Regions from separate parts of the Homo sapiens genome. Here region 2 is linked to region 1. A link is an interaction called in ENCODE POLR2A ChIA-PET data of the cell type or tissue named here. Cell type or tissue: MCF 10A. All regions are shown on one strand. Each heading gives the region's core, and the rest is flanking DNA. Links, peaks and the distances in the headings are about the cores only.

Region 1 (9,320 bases), core at 595-8,594:
GTGACAAATATGACAGACAATGGGTTGATATTTTTAACAGGTCTTAGAGTTCAATTAAAAGATATAATCCTCCAAGAGAAAAATGAGCAAAGGTCATGAACATGTAATTCACAAACATGTGCACACAGTACAAATGGTCAACAAACATTTCAAAGTGATCATCAGAAAAAAATGCTAACAATAGTTATCCCCAACTGATAATTATCATCTTCCTTATAATTGCAATGTCTTTAAAGTTTTTGAGAAAGGTATGTATTACTTTTATTAGCCGAAAAACCTAAATTTTATATTAAATGGTCTTCCTTATTTATCATAGAAGTACAAGTTAAAATCAGATACAATTTTTCACTTATAAAATCAGAAATGATTAAAAATGGGGAAGACGCTGTGAGCTGGGCATTCTCACATTAGTTGGTGGTAAAAGTATGAGTTGGATCCACCTTTCTGGAAAGAATTTCGGAAGCTGCATCAAGTGCCTTCATAACCATTAATACATTGGGACTTGGTATCCCTATCTTCAAAAATATCAGTATGGTTATCACAGCTTCGCCTTGCCTTGCCTTTCTTTCCTGTTTTGACAGAGTCTCACTCTGTCGCCCAGGCTGGAGTTCAGTGGCGCAGTCTCGGCTCCCTGCAACCTCCGCCTCCCGGGTTCAAGCGATTCTCCTGCCTCAGCCTCCTGAGTAGCTGAGATTACAGGCACGTGCCACCAACGCCAGGCTAATTTTTGTATTTTTAGTAGCAACGGGGTTTCACCATGTTGGTCAGGCTGGTCTCAAACTCCTGACTTTGTGATCTGCCCGCCTCGGCCTCCCAAAGTGCTGGTATTATAGGCTTGAGCCACCGTGCCTGGCCCACAGCATTATTTCTGATGGTAAATTATCTAGTGTCCAATAAAAGGGGAATGGTTACTTTAGATATTAATCATTTACATAAATAATTCAGATATATAAATATATAATATAAACATAAATGATATATATTTATATATAAAATACATTTTTTGTCTGACACCTAAAATACATTCAGATTTCAAGGATGTTCAGTAAATCATAGTATAACCATATGTCATGCACCCATTTAATTGTTTTAAAAAATATTTAATGGCATGAAAAGTGTTTATGACATAATGTCAAGTAAAAATTATTTATCTTTCAACAGATGAATTTGGGGGATAAAAAAATTTTAATTTAATTAATTTTTTATGTATATATGAATCCAGTCTTATAAATGTGTATATGTGTGTGTATTTCTACTTAGAAAAATATTGAGTATAAGTATCCAAAACTTTAATAAATAATTTCTATAGGACTTCAAAGAGGTGATTTTTAAAATTTTATTTGTTTTCTAAATTTTGTACAATGAACATTTTTTCCTTATAAAGACATTAAAAAATGGATTATACTTTGTTATTATGTAACAAATACTTTATCCCAGAGTTAGAATATGCAATTAAAAGCTCATTACAACTGATACTACGTGGAATTAAGACTAGTCCCATTGCTGGAGCCCTAAGAATGGTACAATAAAATTTACTGGCTCCATTTTCCATCCTTCACATATAAGCAGTATTACTTAGTCCCAACAAAGAATTAGACCTGATGGAGGACTTCCCCAATCTGTGATGTGCTGCTCTATATACTATTAAGCATTTCATTCTAGTTATGCTAGGCTTTTAGAATAGATGCTGAGACATGAATCTGCTTTTTATTAATATGTGTGCCACCTGTCAGAAAATTCCATGGCTCATTTTTCAATCCCAATCCCTGTTTTCATTAGATAGATATGTGAAAAATGAGATTTAGAAGTCTGAGGAAGTTAAGGAATCTGGGTACAGTTAAATGAATGCTAATTCATGTTGGTTCTTGTGGTTATTATATTCATGTAGATGATTTAATCATGCAGATGATTTAAATCATTCAAGACTACGGTGTATATATAGGCTGAGTGTTGCGGCATTTTCTTACACCAAGAGATCTTCAAACCTCACCAGAATGACAAGTATTAAGGCCAAAGAGTTAATTAAATTCTGGAGCTATCATACAAGTTTTCCTGCAGCTGACATCCACAGAATTCATTCTTGTTGAATGGGTGGATATGGGGGTAGTAAACACTGATATGCAAACCATTATACAAATTAAAGAAAGAAGTAGCCAGGATCCAGAGTTCAAACATATCTGGCATGAGAATAGAAAGCTCCCTCCCCACTCTGTTTAATGTCATATTGTAGAACTTTCATGCCTTGAGCTGTAAACATTTCTATTCCTCAACTAGAATTTAAGCAACTTGGTGACAAGAATTTTTACCTTAATCATCCTTGTGTCCTTAGTACCTGGGATGCAGTAGGTGTTCAATAGATGTGAATGAGGAGACAAATAAGCCATTAAATATTGGTAAATATAACACCATGAAGACAGAATTTTGAGGCAGAGGTTTTGTCTGTAACCTTAAGCCCCACATTCAAATGTTTTGTGAACTGATGGCCAACACTCTGACAAGGAATATTATCACTATCCCCCACTCAGCTTCACCAGTGATCTCAGATTTTACATTGCCCAGTACTTCAGTTTGAAAAGTACTAATGGAAAATATATTTTCAGATGGATTGATTCAAATAAGATATAAAAGAATATGAAGCATACTGCTCCATTTGGATCATTAGAAATTTTCTAGTAAAATAAAATCAATAGTGCCATTATTGAATTGGGATTCTTCTAGATTGTTCTTTTAATTCTGAATTCACAGCTCAAATTTTGAAGAGTCTTTTAAAGTTACTTTTCCATTTTAAGTATGCTTGATTATAAATAAACAGTTAAAAGTGGGCCAGGTGCAATGGCTCATGCCTGTAACCCCAGTACTTTGGGAGGCCGAGGCAGGCAGATCACCTGAGGTCAGGAGTTCGAGACCAGCCTAGCCAACATTATGAAACCCCGTCTCTACTAAAAATACAAAATTAGCTGGGCATGGAGGTGCACACCTGTAATCCCAGTTACTCGGGAGGCTGAGGCAAGAGAATTGCTTGAACCCAGGAGGCAGAGGTTGCAGTGAGCCGAGATCGCACCACTGCACACTCCAGCCTAGGCGAGAGAGCAAGACTCCATCTAAAAAAAAAAAAAAAAAGGTGTTATAATGCATTGGGCTGTATTCTACATTTGGGTTTAGTACAATTCAGTTACAGTCAAAGTAAATTGCTGAATAGAAACATATTATACGTTTGTGTGTCTAACATAAATCTCCCCTGCCTTTTCTTAATCCCCAGTGTTAAAAGGAAGCTACATAATGACTGGGTTATGAAAATTAGATATATTTCAGCCCTAAATTGTTTTGGATCCTGCTCCTTAGACAGTAATCATTCATTAGTTTTGGAATCCTTGAAGAGACTCGAGGATAATTTGTAAGTATAGTAATTTATATACATGAACAGTCTGTGAATTTCAAGCTTTTTACAATGATAAAACCATGACAGCTTTGAAACTTTCAAACTGGCTTTAAAAAAATCGGACATTAACTATTCCATTTGTTTGGGAAGGTTAATTAGATTTCTCAGGAAGAAATTGAAGCCACTTATGCAAATTTGAACATGACGTGTCCTAACATCAACTGTGCCCATTTGTTGTTTATTTCTATCATCTACTGAAATTAATCAATACGAGTGCATCTATAACATATTTCAAAATATAGTTCTGTTGGTAAAATTTTATAATTTTAAAATCATTCTTACAGGTCAGTTGGCTAACCAAGAGCTTGTGAGTATGATCTGTAGACCAGTAATCATGTTTCATGTGTAATATACAAGTTGGCATCCTCATAGAAAGGTTCATTTGAATATTGTCTTATTTTCAATCTGGTTAAATATGTATTAATAACTAGAAAACCGATATTGTATCTTAATTTGGGGTTTTAAAATTGCATTGAGATGTATGCTACAACATGAATGAATATCAAAAACATTAAGCTGAATAACAGACGCCAGACAAAAAGACTGCATATGGTATGATTCCATCTATATGTAATATCAAAAAAAGGGCACATTTATAGACACAGAAAGTACATCAGTGGTTGCCTAGGACTGGTGGTAGAAGCAGGGATCCCACATGGGCACAAGGGGACTTTCTTGGGTGATGAAAATGTTCTAAACTTATTGTGGCGACTGTTGATTGTTACACAATTCTCTAAATTTACTAAAAATTATTGAGTTGTACGCTTACAATGAGTGAATTTTATGATATGCAAATGTTATGATACCTATTGGGGTATTACATACCCTAATAAAGATGTCTCAGAAAAGCTCATCGAGACTCCTGGCTGCCTTCCAGTCTGGCATGTAAAGAGCTTGGAAGTTGCCATTCCATCCTAACAAGTAAAAATGTAACAAACTAAAAAATAAATAATTTTTCTTAGATCCATCAGAGAAGTAAGGTCACAAGGCAGTTTTGTTGCCCCCACATTGGAGAGACAGAGGGGCAAACACTGGGAATCACAACTTACTGGAGCAGAAATTCATGGGCAGGAACCCCCTGAATAACCAGTATAGGGCAGGAAAACCTAAATTGTAATGGACAAGTGCTCAGCATGGACAATTTTAGAGTTAAAAATTCCAGGGGTGCCCAGTCATAGGGGCCCCTATGCTTTTGTGAGTTTTACTTCCAGGAGTTCAACAGATTCTTAAAGTGAGTATCAGTGAAAAATTCTCTCTTACTTCTGGCGGAGGGGAAGGAAAAGGCACCATTTTGAAACGTGCCAGAACATGTTGTTCTTTCCAAGGTATGCCCTCAAGAGAAACTATGTTATCAGAGTCTAAGCTATTGGAACTTTGTCAGGGAATAACTCACAGAGGGAAGGAAAACATCCACTCTAACCTCTGGTCGCACCTAAGAGGGAGGGTGAGGAAGACTGACAAGCACTTGTGAAATTCGCAATCCAGACACACAGGCTCATCAAAAGAAGGAGACTTACTCACAGGATTCACCTTCCCCCACAGCTTACTGACATGTTACTAATGGCCTATTTATAGCAGTTCCCTTTACCCAGTAAATCATGTCCAGCTATCAAGAAAAAAATTACAAGGCATACTAAAAGGCACAAAACAGATTGTCAGAGTGATCAAAAAAACAAGACCCAACTATATGCTGTCTATGAGAAACACACTTTAAATATAAAGACACATATAGGCTAAAAATAAAAAGATGCAGAAAGATATACTATGCTAAAACTTATCAAAAGAAAGCAGAAGAAGCTATGCTAGTTTTATATAGAACAGATATCAGTGCAAGGAAAATTGTCAGGGATAAAGAAGGGCATTACATAATGATAAAGGGGTCAATTCTTAAAGATGCTCTGACAATCCTTAATGCAGATGCACCTAACAACAGAGCATCAAAATTAATGAGGCAAAAACTACAACTCCAAGAGACAGAACAAGCATCAGAATCAGATGCAGACATGGCAAGGAGGTTGGAATTATCAGAATGGGAATGTAAGACAACTACAATTAACAGGCTAAGGGCTCGGATAAAGCAGGCAGCAGACAAGAACAGACGGGCATTGTAAACAGAGAGATGAAAATTCTAAGAATAAAAAGTTCTAAAGATCAAAAACACTGATAGAAATGAGTAACGCCTTTGATGGGCTCATTAGTATACCGGACGTAGCTGAGGAAAGAATTTATAGAAGATTCAAAAACAGAAAGCAAAGAGGAAAAAAACTGAAAAAACAAAACAAAACAAAAAAAACCATAGGATATCCAAAAACTGTGGGCAACTGTGAAAAGTGTAACATATGTGTGATGAGAACACCAGAAGAAGAAAGGGAGAAAGGAAGAAAAGGTACATTTGAAGTAATGACTAAGAATGTCCACAAATTAAAATGAGACACCAAACCCCAGATCCAGTAATATCAGAAAGCACCAAGAAGGATAAATGCCAAAAAATAACTATACCTAGGCATATCATGTTCAAACAGCAGAAAAGTAAACATAAAGAAAAAAACTGGCTGGGCGCAGTGGCTCACACCTGTAATCCCAGGACTTTGGGAGGCCAAGGTGGGTGCATCACAAGGTCAGGAGTTAGAGATCAGCCTGACCAACATGGTAAAACCCCGTCTCTACTAAAAATACAAAAATTAGCTGGGCATGGTGGCGCACACCTGTAATCCCAGCTACTCAGGAGGCTGAGGCAGGAGAATTGCTTAAACCTGGGAGGCGGAGGTTGTAGTGAGCCGAGATCACACCACTGCACTCCACCCTGGGCGACAGAGGGAGACTCTGTCAAAAAAAAAACAAAAACTTGAAATGAGCCAGAGGGGAAAAAAACAACTTATCTGTAGAAAAGCAAAGACAAGAATTACTTGTGATTTTTCCTCAGAAATCATAAGCAAGAACAGTTGAGTGAAATATTTAAAGTGTTAGAAGACCTACCAGCCTAGAATTCTGTATACCGTGAAATTAGCCTTTAAAAGTGAAGGAGAAATAAAACTTTCTCGGACAAACAGAAATTGAGGAAATATGCTATCAGTATACCTGCTTTTCAAGAAAGGGTAAAAGAAGTTCTTCAGAGAGAAAGAAAAGCCGTAAGTCAGAAACTTGCATCTATATAAAGAAAAGAACAGCATCAGAGGAAGAAAAAGTAAAGGTAAAATAAAAATTGTTATTTTTGTTATTCTTAACTTTTCTAACAGATAATTTGTTCAAATAATAATGACAGCAATGTATTCAATTATATACACAATATATACACATATAAACATATATGTATGTATATATGGTATATTTGCTATGTGTAAGCAAAATAAATGACAGCAATAATACAAATAATGGAAGGAATTAGGATTTTTGTTTATTTTAATATACTTGTACTGCCTGTGTAGTACAGTGTTACTTGAAAGTGGACTTGGATTAGTTGTAAATGTATATTGCAAATGATAGGTCAACCACGAAAAATTGTTTTTTAAAAAATGTGTAACTTATATTCTAAGAAAATAGAGAAAATGAAATCATGTAAAGTGTTTATTTTAAAACACAAAAGGCAGAAAAAGAGTAAAAGACAAAAATAGAAACAAAGAAAAGCAGCAATTAATAGAAAACAATAACAAATATAGTAGATATTAATCCAACTATGTCAATAATTACTTTAAAAGTCAATGGTCTAAATACAGTAGTTAAGAGACAGAGATTGTCAGAGTGATCACAAAACAAGACCTAACTCTATGTTGTCTATAAGAAACCCACTTTAAATATAATGGCACATATAGATTAAAAGTACAGGGATAGGGTAAGATATACCATGCTAACACTTATCAAAAGAAAACAGGAGTTACTATAAAAACACTTAGCAAAGTAGGAATAGAGGGAACATCATCAACTTGTAAAAAACATCTACAAAAAACCTCCAGTTAACATCATCTATAGTACTGGACAGTTTTCCCACTAAGATCAGGTATAGCATGTTTGCACAATACAAGGTTATTATATACAAGTCAATAACTTTCCTATATCCTAACAATTAACAAGTGGCATTTTAAATTAAAAACATAGGCTGGGCACAGTGGCTCATGCCTGTAATCCCAGCACTTTGGGGGGCCAAGGCGGGCAGATCACCTGTGCTCAGGAGTTCAAGACCAGCCTGGCCAACATGGTGAAACCCTGTCTCTACAAAAATACAGAAATTAGCCAGGCATGATGGTGGGTGCCTATAATCTCAGCTACTTGGGAGACTGAGGTGGGAGAATTGCTTGAACCCAGGAGGCAGAGGTTGCCGTAAGCCGAGATTGTGCCATTGCATTCCAGCCTGGGCAACAGAGCAAGACTCCATCTCAAAAAAATAAAAAAATAAAAAAAAAAAAAAGAAACACAATGCCATCTACATTCGCATTTGAGAATGAAATACTTAGGTATAAGTCTAACAAAATATGCAAGATCCAAATGAGGACAACCACAAAACTCCAATTAAAGAAATCAAGGAATTAAATGAAGAGATATTCCACGTTCATGAATAGAAGACTCACTATTGTCAAGATACCAGTTTTTCCCAACTTGATATGTAGAGTCAATGCGATCTCACCCAAAATTCAGGAAGTTATTTTGTGAATCTTGACAAGTTCATTTTAACATTTATATGGAAAAGCAAAAGGTCTTGAGTATTCATCACAATAATGAAGAGGAAGAAACAAATCATAGGACTGACAAGTCAAGACATAAAGCTATAGTAATAAAGATAGTGCGGTATTGTAAAACAATGGAAAAAATAGATCAACAAAGCAGAAATAGACCCACATAAATATAGTCAACAGATCTTTGACAAAGGAGCAAAGGGAATACAATGGAGCAAGATATTCTTTTTAACAAATGGTTCTAGAACAAAGAAATAATTGATGAGCTGTACTTCATTAAAATTGAAACCTTCTGCTCTGCAAAAGACTCTGCCAAGAGAATGAGAAGACAAGACACAGACTGGAAGGAAGTATTTGCAAAAGACATATCTGATAAAGGACTGTTATCCAAAATATACAAAAAATTATTTCAACTTTATAATAAGTAAACCAACAACCCAATTGAAAAATAAACAAAAGATCTGAATAAATACTAAGATACACAGATGGGAAATAAGCATAAGAAAGGATGCAAAACACTTTAAGTCATGAAGGAAATGTAAATTAAAATAAGATACCAGTACATACATATTAGAGTGGTCAAAATCCAGAACACTAACACCACCAAATGCTGGTGGGGTGTGGAGCAAAAGGGACTCTCATTCATTGCTGATGGGAATGCAAAATGGTGCAGTGACTTTAGAATTCCGCTTGACCGTTTCTTAAGAAAATGAAACATACCCTTACTACATGATCCAGCAGTCATACTACTTGGTATTTACCCAAAGAAGTTGAAAACGTATATTCACACAAAAATCTGTACATGGATGTTCATAGCAGCTTTATTCATTATTGCCAAAACTTGGGGGCAACAAAGAAATCTTCAGTAGCTGAATGGATACACAGACTCTGGTAATCCAGATGATGGAATATTAGTCAGTGCTAAAAGGAAATGAGCTATCAAGCCATAAAAAGACATGGAGGACCCTTAAATGCATATTACTAAGTTAAAGAAGCCAAACTGAAAAGGCTACATACTGTATGATTCCAATTATACGACATTCTGGAAAATGTAAAACTGTGGAGACAGTAAAAAGATCAGTGGTTTCCAGGGCTTTGAGGGGAGGGAGGGAGCATAGAGAATTTTAGGGCACTGAAACTACTTTGTATGATACTGTAATGGGGGATAATGTCATTACACATGTATCAAAACCTATGGAGTGTACAACACCAAT
Region 2 (9,320 bases), core at 967-8,966, 61 kb after region 1:
TCACTTTTAAAAGTGTGAGCAGATGACAACAGCACGTGAAATAAAATCATGAATGCTGAGTTGATGGGGTATGAATAAATGCAACTGCCCTTCACGTGGATCGGTTCTTGAGAAAGCAGTCTTAACTGTTCCATAAGCACACCCTGCATAGACATGAAATGTGGTTGTTGAGATTCTGAGCAATGTACACAATTATTATCAGGCAGAAGCATTAAGCAATTCAATATATGACTGACAATAGTATTGTTTATATGCAAGCAAGCCATATTTTACATTGTTAGTTCTAGAACCTAGAATTCTTTCAGATATTGAGTTTGTCCTCCTCAAAGGTACATACGTTAAATTTATTTTATTGTGTTTATTTATTTGGAGTCAGAGTCTCACTGTGTTGCCCAGGCTGGTCTTAAAGTCCTGGCTTCAAGTGATCCTCCCTCCTTGGCCTCCCGAGTTGCTGGGATTACAGGAGTGAGCCACTGTGCCAAGCCCTCTCTGTTAAATTGACAGAGATCCAGGACACCCTGGGAAGTGAGATTCTGACTCCCAGAGAAGTTCAAACCACAAGCCACTGGTCTCCTCGCATTACTACCCACCCATCACCTGGGAAAAGCTGAGGAGTACGTCTCTCTGCTCTCAGCTCCACTAAATCTGACTGCCCAAGTCCCAAGGTAGCAGGAAATCTGGACAAGGAGATTGTCCTCTGCATAACCCAGCAATGTATGAGAACACGATAATGTCTTTTAATTGTTTGTGTGACTGTTTTCCTATAATGCCACAGAGTCCTTGAGGGTAGGCACTATGATTATTCATTAAATATCCCCAGCTCCTACCACAGTGCTGGGTATATAGGGAGTATTTAATCAATGTTTAATGATGTTCCAACAAATACTGGGGGTGTGAGTGTTGCTGATGGGGAGAACCTGGTGTAGGGGAAGGAAAATAGTGCAGTGAAAACACTCTGGGTGTCGAGCAGGATTCGAGCTGAGGGATAAGAAATGGGGTAGGGTTAAAGGAGGAGAGGAAAAGACCTGTGGTTCACTGGAGTCTGAATCTGAGGTGACCACTATAAAAGCTCATGTGAGAAGAGAATTCTCTACTCTGAGCAATGACCTAGAAATAGGCATTCCACAACTGTACTGTTTATCATCCCTCTGGCCCCTTCTTCCAGGTCCCCCAAAGCAAATGAATGAAGTTAACAATAAAGAAAGTGTCTCCATCCATTTGAGCTGCTACAACGGAATACCATAGAGTGGGTGGTGTTTTAAAAAAAAAAGTTTATAGCAGATTTATTGATAATAACCAAAAACTGAAAAAAAAAAAATTTTCAACAGATGACTGGTTAGACAAACTGCAGTAGAACAATACAGTGGAATACTGTAGTTATTACAAGTAATACAAAGAAACAAGCTAGTTATATTTGCATCAGTTTGAATGAATCTGAAAGGCACTAACAAAAGACAAAAGCCAATCTTAAAAGGTCACGTATTCCATTTCAGTTCTTTTTTTTTTTTTTGTGATGGAGTCTTGCTTTGTCACCCAGGCTGGAGTGCAGGGGCGCAGGGTCTCGGCTCACTGCAACCTCCGCCTCCTGGGTTCAAGTGATTCTCCTGCCTCAGCCTTCTGAGTAGCTGGGACTACAGATGCCTGCCACCATGCCCAGCTAATTTTTGTATTTTTAGTAGAGACAGGGTTTTGCTATGTTGCCCAGGCTGGTCTCGGAACTCCTGACCTCAAATGATCTGCCCGCTTTGGCATCCCAAAGTGCTGGGATTACAGGCGTGAGCCACCGCACCCAGCCAATAACATTCTTAAAATAACAAAGTAAGATGTCTTCAAAATGACAAACTTTTAGATAAGTAAAACAGAACAGCTTAGTGATTACCAAATAGTGACGGCGGGGGTGGTGGTGACTATGAAGGTTAGCACAAGGAAGTTCCTGTGGATTGATGGAACATTTCTGTATATTGGTTGTGCAAATTTATACATACGGTAAAATTGTGAAGAACTAAACGCATACACACACGAGTGCACGTAAAAAACTGGTAAAATCTGGACAAGGTCTGTAGTCTAGTTAATGGGATTTTCTAATGTCAATTTGCTTGTTTTAGGATTATACCGTAGTCACATGGGCTGTAAGCAATGGGGGAAGTTGGGAAAAGGTACACAGGACTCTACTATTTTTGCAACTTTCTGTTTCTTTTTATTTTTCAAAGTTCAAAATAATGTAGAAAGTTAACAAATTTTGCCAAACACTGAAACACTGATACAAATCTTTAAATTTGTACATTAGTTGAGGTCTCAAATGTCGTGTATCAGATTAATTAAAATGCTTTAAGCACTATCAGAATTGGAGCTGACAGTGTCTCCTTGGTATGTAATAAGATGGAAAGAGTGTTGGGCCCATACTGACATCTAGAAAAAAAGCAAGCTGATCTATGAAATCAGAACTTTTCTTGAACCTATGCGAGAATCGATGTTGCAGGCAAATAGCCTGAAATCGAAGGAAAGACACAGGAAGGAAAGACTTCCTGGGAAAGACAGGCACTTCCGCGGAAGGCAGGACACAATTACTGTCTTACCTAGGGCAGTGATGAGAAGGAAATTGGGCTGGCATTCAGGTGGGTGAGAATGTAGTCAAATTTGTAAGAATTGCTGAGATCTGAGTGTAGGATAGCATGAGAGTACAGCGCTTCTAAAAGCCAGAAACACAAAGGGACTGTGCGTCCATTCCCATGCTCCTCACAGAGCTCGTCACATGTCACACAGTGCTGGCCTCCCTCATGGTGCAGATGTTGGGGAGAGGAACAGCCAACACTGTGGAGCCACAGAAAGTCCCACCAGCATCCGTCTTACCGACAAAGCAAAAGCCTAAGCCACTGAGGGAAGGGCAGCAAACCCTCCTGCTGATACTGTAGATGAAGACCTATTGTAAGGGAGAAAAAGCTGAGCAAATTCTTCTCTACCTCTTGAGGGGAGATAGGAAAACCTCCTGGGCTCAGACCATTTGACATGCCTTACCACTCAGGGCAGGAGGACTGGGGGTTTTTCAACAACAGAAATTGATTTCTCTCAGTTCCGGAGGCTGGGAAGTTCGAGATCAAGGCGCTGGCAGATCTGGTGTCTGGCAAGGGCCCGCCTCCTGGTTTATAGATGGTGCCTTCTCATTGTGTTCTCACATGACAAAGGGGCAAGGCAGATCCTTGGGGCCCATTTTGTTACTTACTTTTCTTTTTTTGTCTGAGCCACAGCAGATCTCAATTTGGGGCCTTTTTTATAAAGGCACTAATCCCATTCATGAGGGTTCTACCCCCATGACCTAATGATCTCCAAACACCATCACGTTGAGGTTTAGGTTTCAAACAGAAAGTATAATTTTAAGTGTAAGAAAAACACTTGGCCGGGCACGGTGGCTCCTGCCTGTAATCCCAGCACTTTGGGAGGCCGAGGAGGGCAGATCATGAGGTCAGGAGATCGAGACCATCCTGGCTAACATGGTGAAACCTCGTATCTACTGGAAATACAGAAAAATTAGCCGGGTGTGGTGGTGGGCGCCTGCAGTCCCAGCTACTCTGGAGGCTGAGGCAGGAGAATGGTGTGAACCCAGGAGGCGGAGCTTGCAGTGAGCCGAGATCGCCACTGCACTCCAGCCTGGGTGACAGAGTGAGACTCTTGTCTTAAAAAAAAAAAAAAGAAAGAAAGAAAGAAAAAGAAAAGAAAAGAAAAGAAAAACACTCGACACTTTTCTTTCACTTTCCTCCCACGTAACCAACAAAACCACTCCAAGCTTGGCAGTTTCTTACCGGCTGGGATTCCCTCCAACTTTTTATTATCTAATAAGAGCTAAAGTCCTAAAACATGTCAGCACATTAGGAAATGTGACAGATTACTGGAATGATCTTTCACTGTGAATAATAGTCGTGGCATGGTAGCGAATATTCCCATGTTCGGGACTGGGTGTTTAGCACACTGAGAAGCGTTGGGAGAATAACAACAGAAGAGACTCACTTTAGAGCAAAAGCTTAGTAGGAGAGCCTGAGGGTAGATTTCAAGGCGTTGCCTGGTCCTGTTTATTTATTTATTTTTTTCAGCCTGTGACAAATCAAGGCATAAAGGAATAAATTTCATGCACAGCAAGCCTGGGAAGACTCACCCATCTGAGTAGGGAATAAATATAGGATAAATTGTTGGCAGAAAGCTTTCGATCGGATGAATTTTCTCTGAGCGAAAAGCCAAGCTTTCTCTAAGTCATTTTTACCCACATAGTCTTTTTCTCTGTATGCTCAGGAACAGTCAGAATCTGGGACTTTGGCAGTGGGCAGGAGATGAAGGTGTTGCCGGAGGGGAAAGACTGGAAGGAGGACGAGCACTGCCTACGACGCCTCATTTTCCTCAAAGCCCAAGAAAAACACCAGCAGCTGGTCCTGGCCTTGGAGCGCAACGGGACTATCAAAATGATCCAGGTTTACAATCCCACTTCATACTCGTACTGCAGGTGCCCTTTTTGGGAAAATCAAATGAGTCAGTGGATAATCCCCACCATGTAACCCCGCTCTTGGTAGCCAGCTGAAGATGGTATTTATCCTCAGCCTTCCCGTGATGCTCCTCATTAACTTTGCCCAGGTTTAGGCAAAGAGCAAAAAACAATCGCTGCCCAGCCACGGCATGCTGCCCATCAAGCTTCCGCTGAAGGGTTAGTCAGGGTCTCCTAAGGCAGGTGTCAGGAAGGCTAAATTTATACTCAGCTGCCACCTCTGACATGCTTTATACGCTCATATGGGAATAATTCACTGGCAGAACTGCTTTCCAGCAGGCTCTGTCCCTTATAACCCATAATGCATTCAGGAATGCTCAAGTCACTTTTCCAGTTTGTCACCAAAATCGCTTTGTTTATTTTAAGGTTAATGACGCAATCTGCTCAGGGCTGTTTGGGGAGGATTGAGGTAGGCTAATTTATTTTTCCTATGACTCTATTACCACCTGGGAATGCTAATGCCCTCTTCAAATTTATAATGAAGACTAGATCATTTATCCTGGCTATTGAGCGGATCTCACCCCATCACCTCGAACTCAAGAACTCATTGCCTTTACCCTTTTGAAAGCTAAGATCAGAAAAGAAAAGTCTTGTATAGCACAGCAATCATGAAGCACCAGCTTAAGATAACTGATGACCTAAGAATGGGGAAAAAGGAGTGAAAAACCTGCCTGATGTAATATACTCTTCTCTTGTCTGAGTAATCCAAAATGGCACTGTAGAAAGGAATTTCTTAGTAATAATACACTCTACAATGAACGAAATGTTGACTTTTGCTTTACAAAGTGCCATTGTTCATCAGGATGCCCTTCCTACCAGACAATGTCTGTTGTCACAAATGCTCCTTTTTTAAGGGCTGCAAAAAGTAGCATGGAACTATTCACTCACCAAAATTGTTTTTAGTTCTACTGTAGCATTTTTCACATTGATTATTCTGGTTCTGCATTTAGAACCTGCAGATTGATCTTGGTAGGAACTGAAAACCTCTCTTATTTATATTTGTATTCTTGGCCATGCCCAGAGTAGGTGCTCATTAAGGATTAAAATAATTTTAAAAATAAATAGAGAAAGAACCTCTTCTAAAGTAGACAATAGTACATTTATGAGGGGTATTTGGAGAACTTTTATTAATGTTGGAGCGGGCAGCTTTATAATATAATGTTGAAAGTATCCTTATTTACTTATTATTATTAGTGTATTACTATTATTTACTTTATTATTATATCTGCCTATTTGAAATAAAATAATTTGATTTACATACTTATTTTCTAGAATACTTTCATTCATTCATTTTTTTCAATGACCAGTTACCAAATATTTGCCATGTTCCAGAAGGATATTCCCTTTCACCATGAAATGCATAATTTAATAAGGGGGCAGTGATCCACCTACTACAAGTGTTGTGAGTGCTTTCACAAAGTGTCTCAGAAGCTTGTATGGTGGGATGGTTGTCAGACTAATCTGGTAGCCAGGCCATTTTTTTTCCAACTAAAAAGGGAACAAGCTTTATAATAAATTTCTTTCCCTAAATTCCAAACCCCATTTCTCTGTTTGCCCAGAAACTGGAAGGTGGGCAGGTGGAAGTTGGAGCTGAGAGTGGAATGGAGGAAAGATAAACCCAACCTCTATCTCTCTATCTTCCTAGATTCCCAGCTGCCTTAAAAACAAAAACAAAAACAAAAAAACAAACACCCCCATCCCGGCTCCACAAAACCAAAAAGCCAAAACCTGCTTCAGTGATCACATTCAGTTATTCAGGAAACATCGCTGATGCATTATGAGCTGAGAAGGGTCTCCAAAGTATCATGTACTTTTAAATGTGTTCAGACAGTCCTTAACGGCTTAAATATAATATCTCTCTTATGCTTCTGTTCTTGGTTTTATTTTCTCAAGTCTCAGAAAAACCCTTGTGCAACTGCCCGCTCTGGGCACAAATCATCACTGTGCTGAATATTCTGGGCATGATTTCCTAGCCACGTAACAAGAGGGCAGACCGTAAATTGACTGGTCTATTAATACAACTTCATAGAAAACAAGAGAAGAAAACAACAATTCTTCTCATAATCTCAGTTTTAAGGGGATAGAATTGCATTCTGCCTATATGAAACCTTTGGCAAATTTGAGAAAAATTTGCCCCCAAGCCATTGTTGACAAAACCATAGGTTGGTGAGAGATTACTGTTCTAACATGATAAACAAAGCACTATGGGGGTTCCAGGAAGATGATTAATTGACCCCAAAATCATTCAAATTCTAAAGACCCACTTACTTCCCTTCCTTTTAACCACAGTGCTTTATGAATCTACTCATATAGCTGTATTTCTGTGTCCTTTAAAGTAAATGATCTTTCTTTATGAAGCAATTAACATAATAATGCTCTTAGCATTATATGAACTGCTGTTTTCCTAATCAATTCCTAAAGACCTACCAGCCAATTCCAATATAACATAAAAGATTTCACCAATTAGAGATGAAATGTAGAAAATAAGGGTAACTTTTCACAAAGCTACTTTTACTTCATTTAAATTTTAAGATTATATCTTTCCTACTGTTTTATATTACTATAGCCTTTCTTTTCATAAAATAATGGTAGTAGAGTTTCCCATCTCCTTCTCCCTCATGTCCTCACTTGGTAAAATTGAATGTTGGTAACTCTAGGTCAATCTTCAAAAGGTGTTTTGTAAATTCTGCTGCTCTGTGAATTCAGAAAGTCTGAGAGCCACTGTCATAGGAGGTTCCATTGAAACCGGTTAAACCTATTAAAAACCACTGTTGGGCTGGATATAGTGGCTCATGCCTGTGATCTCAGCACTTTGGGAGGCCAAGGCAGGAGGATAGCTTGAGGTTAGGAGTTTGAGACCAGCCTGGGCAACATAGTGAGACACCATCTCTACCAAAAAATGTAAAAATTAGCCAGGCATGGTGTCACACACCTGTAGTCTCAGCTACTTGGGGAGCTGAGGTGGGAGAATTGCTTGATCCTGGGAAGTCAAGGCTGCAGTGAGCCAAAATTGCACCACTGCACTCCAGCCTGGGCGACAGAGCAAGACTCTGTCTCAAAAAGACACACACACAAAAAACAAACCACTGTCAATAACTCATACCACCAGGTGGGCACATAAATCTAACTAAGCTATTACTCAGTGTCAATATCTGGTCACTCTTGAGATATTGCTGAGATTCATTCCTTCTATCCCACAATGGCACAAACTGTAAACAAAGAATCCACCAGTACGTAGGAGTACTATGGGCCCATACTTTTAAATTAACATGGATATGAAGTAACAGAGGCCTTAGGGCAACACCTAAAATCAAAGCTTTAAAAAATGGAAGGACTTTTATCCATCAACTAGCTAAAGCCCTCATTTTGCAAATAAGAAAAATAGGGCCAAAGAAGGTATGTACCTTGCCCGAGGTCCCACAAGAACTAAGACTAGAAACTGGCTGTCTTCACTCCTAGACCAATATTCTCTCCACTTTTCCATAGCTGCTTTTCAACATAGAAAGAGTCCTGTTCTGCAAGCAAAATAATTGACCTTAAAATTTTGACTTTTATTCTCATATAACAATTCAAAAATTAAAAATTAATGGCCTCTCATCAATAATAACCAGTTAGAAAATATAAATATGGCCCAGCATGGTGGCTCACGCCTGTAATCTCAGCAGTTTGGAAGGCCAAGGCAGGCAGATTGCTTGAGGCCAGGAGTTCAAGACCATCCTGGCCAATATGGCAAAACTCCATCTCTACAAAAAATACAAAAATTAGCCGGGTGTAGTGGTGCATGCCTGTAGTCCCACCTACCTGGGAGACTGAGGTGGGAGGATCACCTGAGCCTGGAAGGCAGAGATTGCAGTGAGCCAAAATAGCACCACTACACTCCCGACTGGGCGACAGAGCAAGGCACTGTCACACACACTCACGAAAGAAAACATAAAGATAGTACAGGTGGAATAAATGATCACATCACAATAGCAAACAAAAGTATAAGGTACCTAAAATAAACGTAGCAAGAACCATGCAAAAGTTTTGTGGAAATAAATCTTAAAGGATGTGAAAAAAATCTGAATAAATGGAGAGATATACCACATCCACAGATGGGATATGGCAAAGGTATCATTATTACATTCAAATTAAAAATAAAAGCTTGTCTAAAAAAACAAAGTGAAAAGACAAGTCACAGACCGTGAAAAGACCATTGCACTCTAGCTAACTGAAGAAGGGTTAGGAACCAGGATATATAAAGAAACCCCCAAAATGCAGAAAAAAAACTCCACAGATTAGAAAAATGAACAAAGGACAGGTAAGGAAATCCAGATGGCTCGCAGACACATGAAAAAATGTTCAACTCACAACACTCAGGGAAATATGATTAATTTAACTAATATGTTTAAAAATTAGTTTTATTGTTTTTTAAATTTTTTTAATAGTGGTAAATAGTTTTCATATTTAGTATCTTTTTTTATATACTTTGAGGTCTGGGATACATGTGCAGAACGTGCAGGGTTTTTTTTCCTTTTTTTCTTTTTCTTTTTTTTTTTTTTTTTTGAGATGGAGTCTCGCTCTGTCACCAGGCTGGAGTGCAGTGGCATGATCATGGCTCATTGCAATCTCTGCCTCCTGGGTTCAAGCGATTCTCCTGCCTCAGCCTCCCGAGTAGCTGGGACTACAGGCACATGCTACCATGCCCAGCTAATTTTTGTATTTTTAGTAGAGACAGGGTTTCACCATGTTGGCCAGGATAGTCTCAATCTCTTGACCTCGTGATCTGCTGGCCTCAGCCTCCCAAAGTGCT

The links. Peaks named below come from ENCODE experiments on the same cell type or tissue, not always from the same donor. Only the 100,000 strongest peaks of a DNase experiment are listed, where the experiment ranks them.
Region 2: POLR2A ChIA-PET joins it to region 1 with 20 read pairs; 5 of 35 experiments call an interaction of 5 or more read pairs at or near these places.

What each region holds. Positions count from the first base shown.
Region 1 is chr1:241,684,202-241,693,521 of GRCh38, forward strand. It overlaps WDR64 (WD repeat domain 64), which reads left to right. Exons shown (of 28, transcript NM_001367482.1): 8 at 3,260-3,394. The region is part of intron 1 of LOC124904603 (a long non-coding RNA gene); the gene reads right to left. Among named protein-coding and RNA genes, the nearest start is that of WDR64, 37 kb to the left of the region's middle. In MCF 10A, for the core only: no CTCF peak of the experiment used is centred there; a DNase peak (open chromatin) is centred at 4,900.
Region 2 is chr1:241,745,266-241,754,585 of GRCh38, forward strand. It overlaps WDR64 (WD repeat domain 64), which reads left to right. Exons shown (of 28, transcript NM_001367482.1): 14 at 4,282-4,457. Among named protein-coding and RNA genes, the nearest start is that of WDR64, 98 kb to the left of the region's middle. In MCF 10A, for the core only: no CTCF peak of the experiment used is centred there; a DNase peak (open chromatin) is centred at 3,976.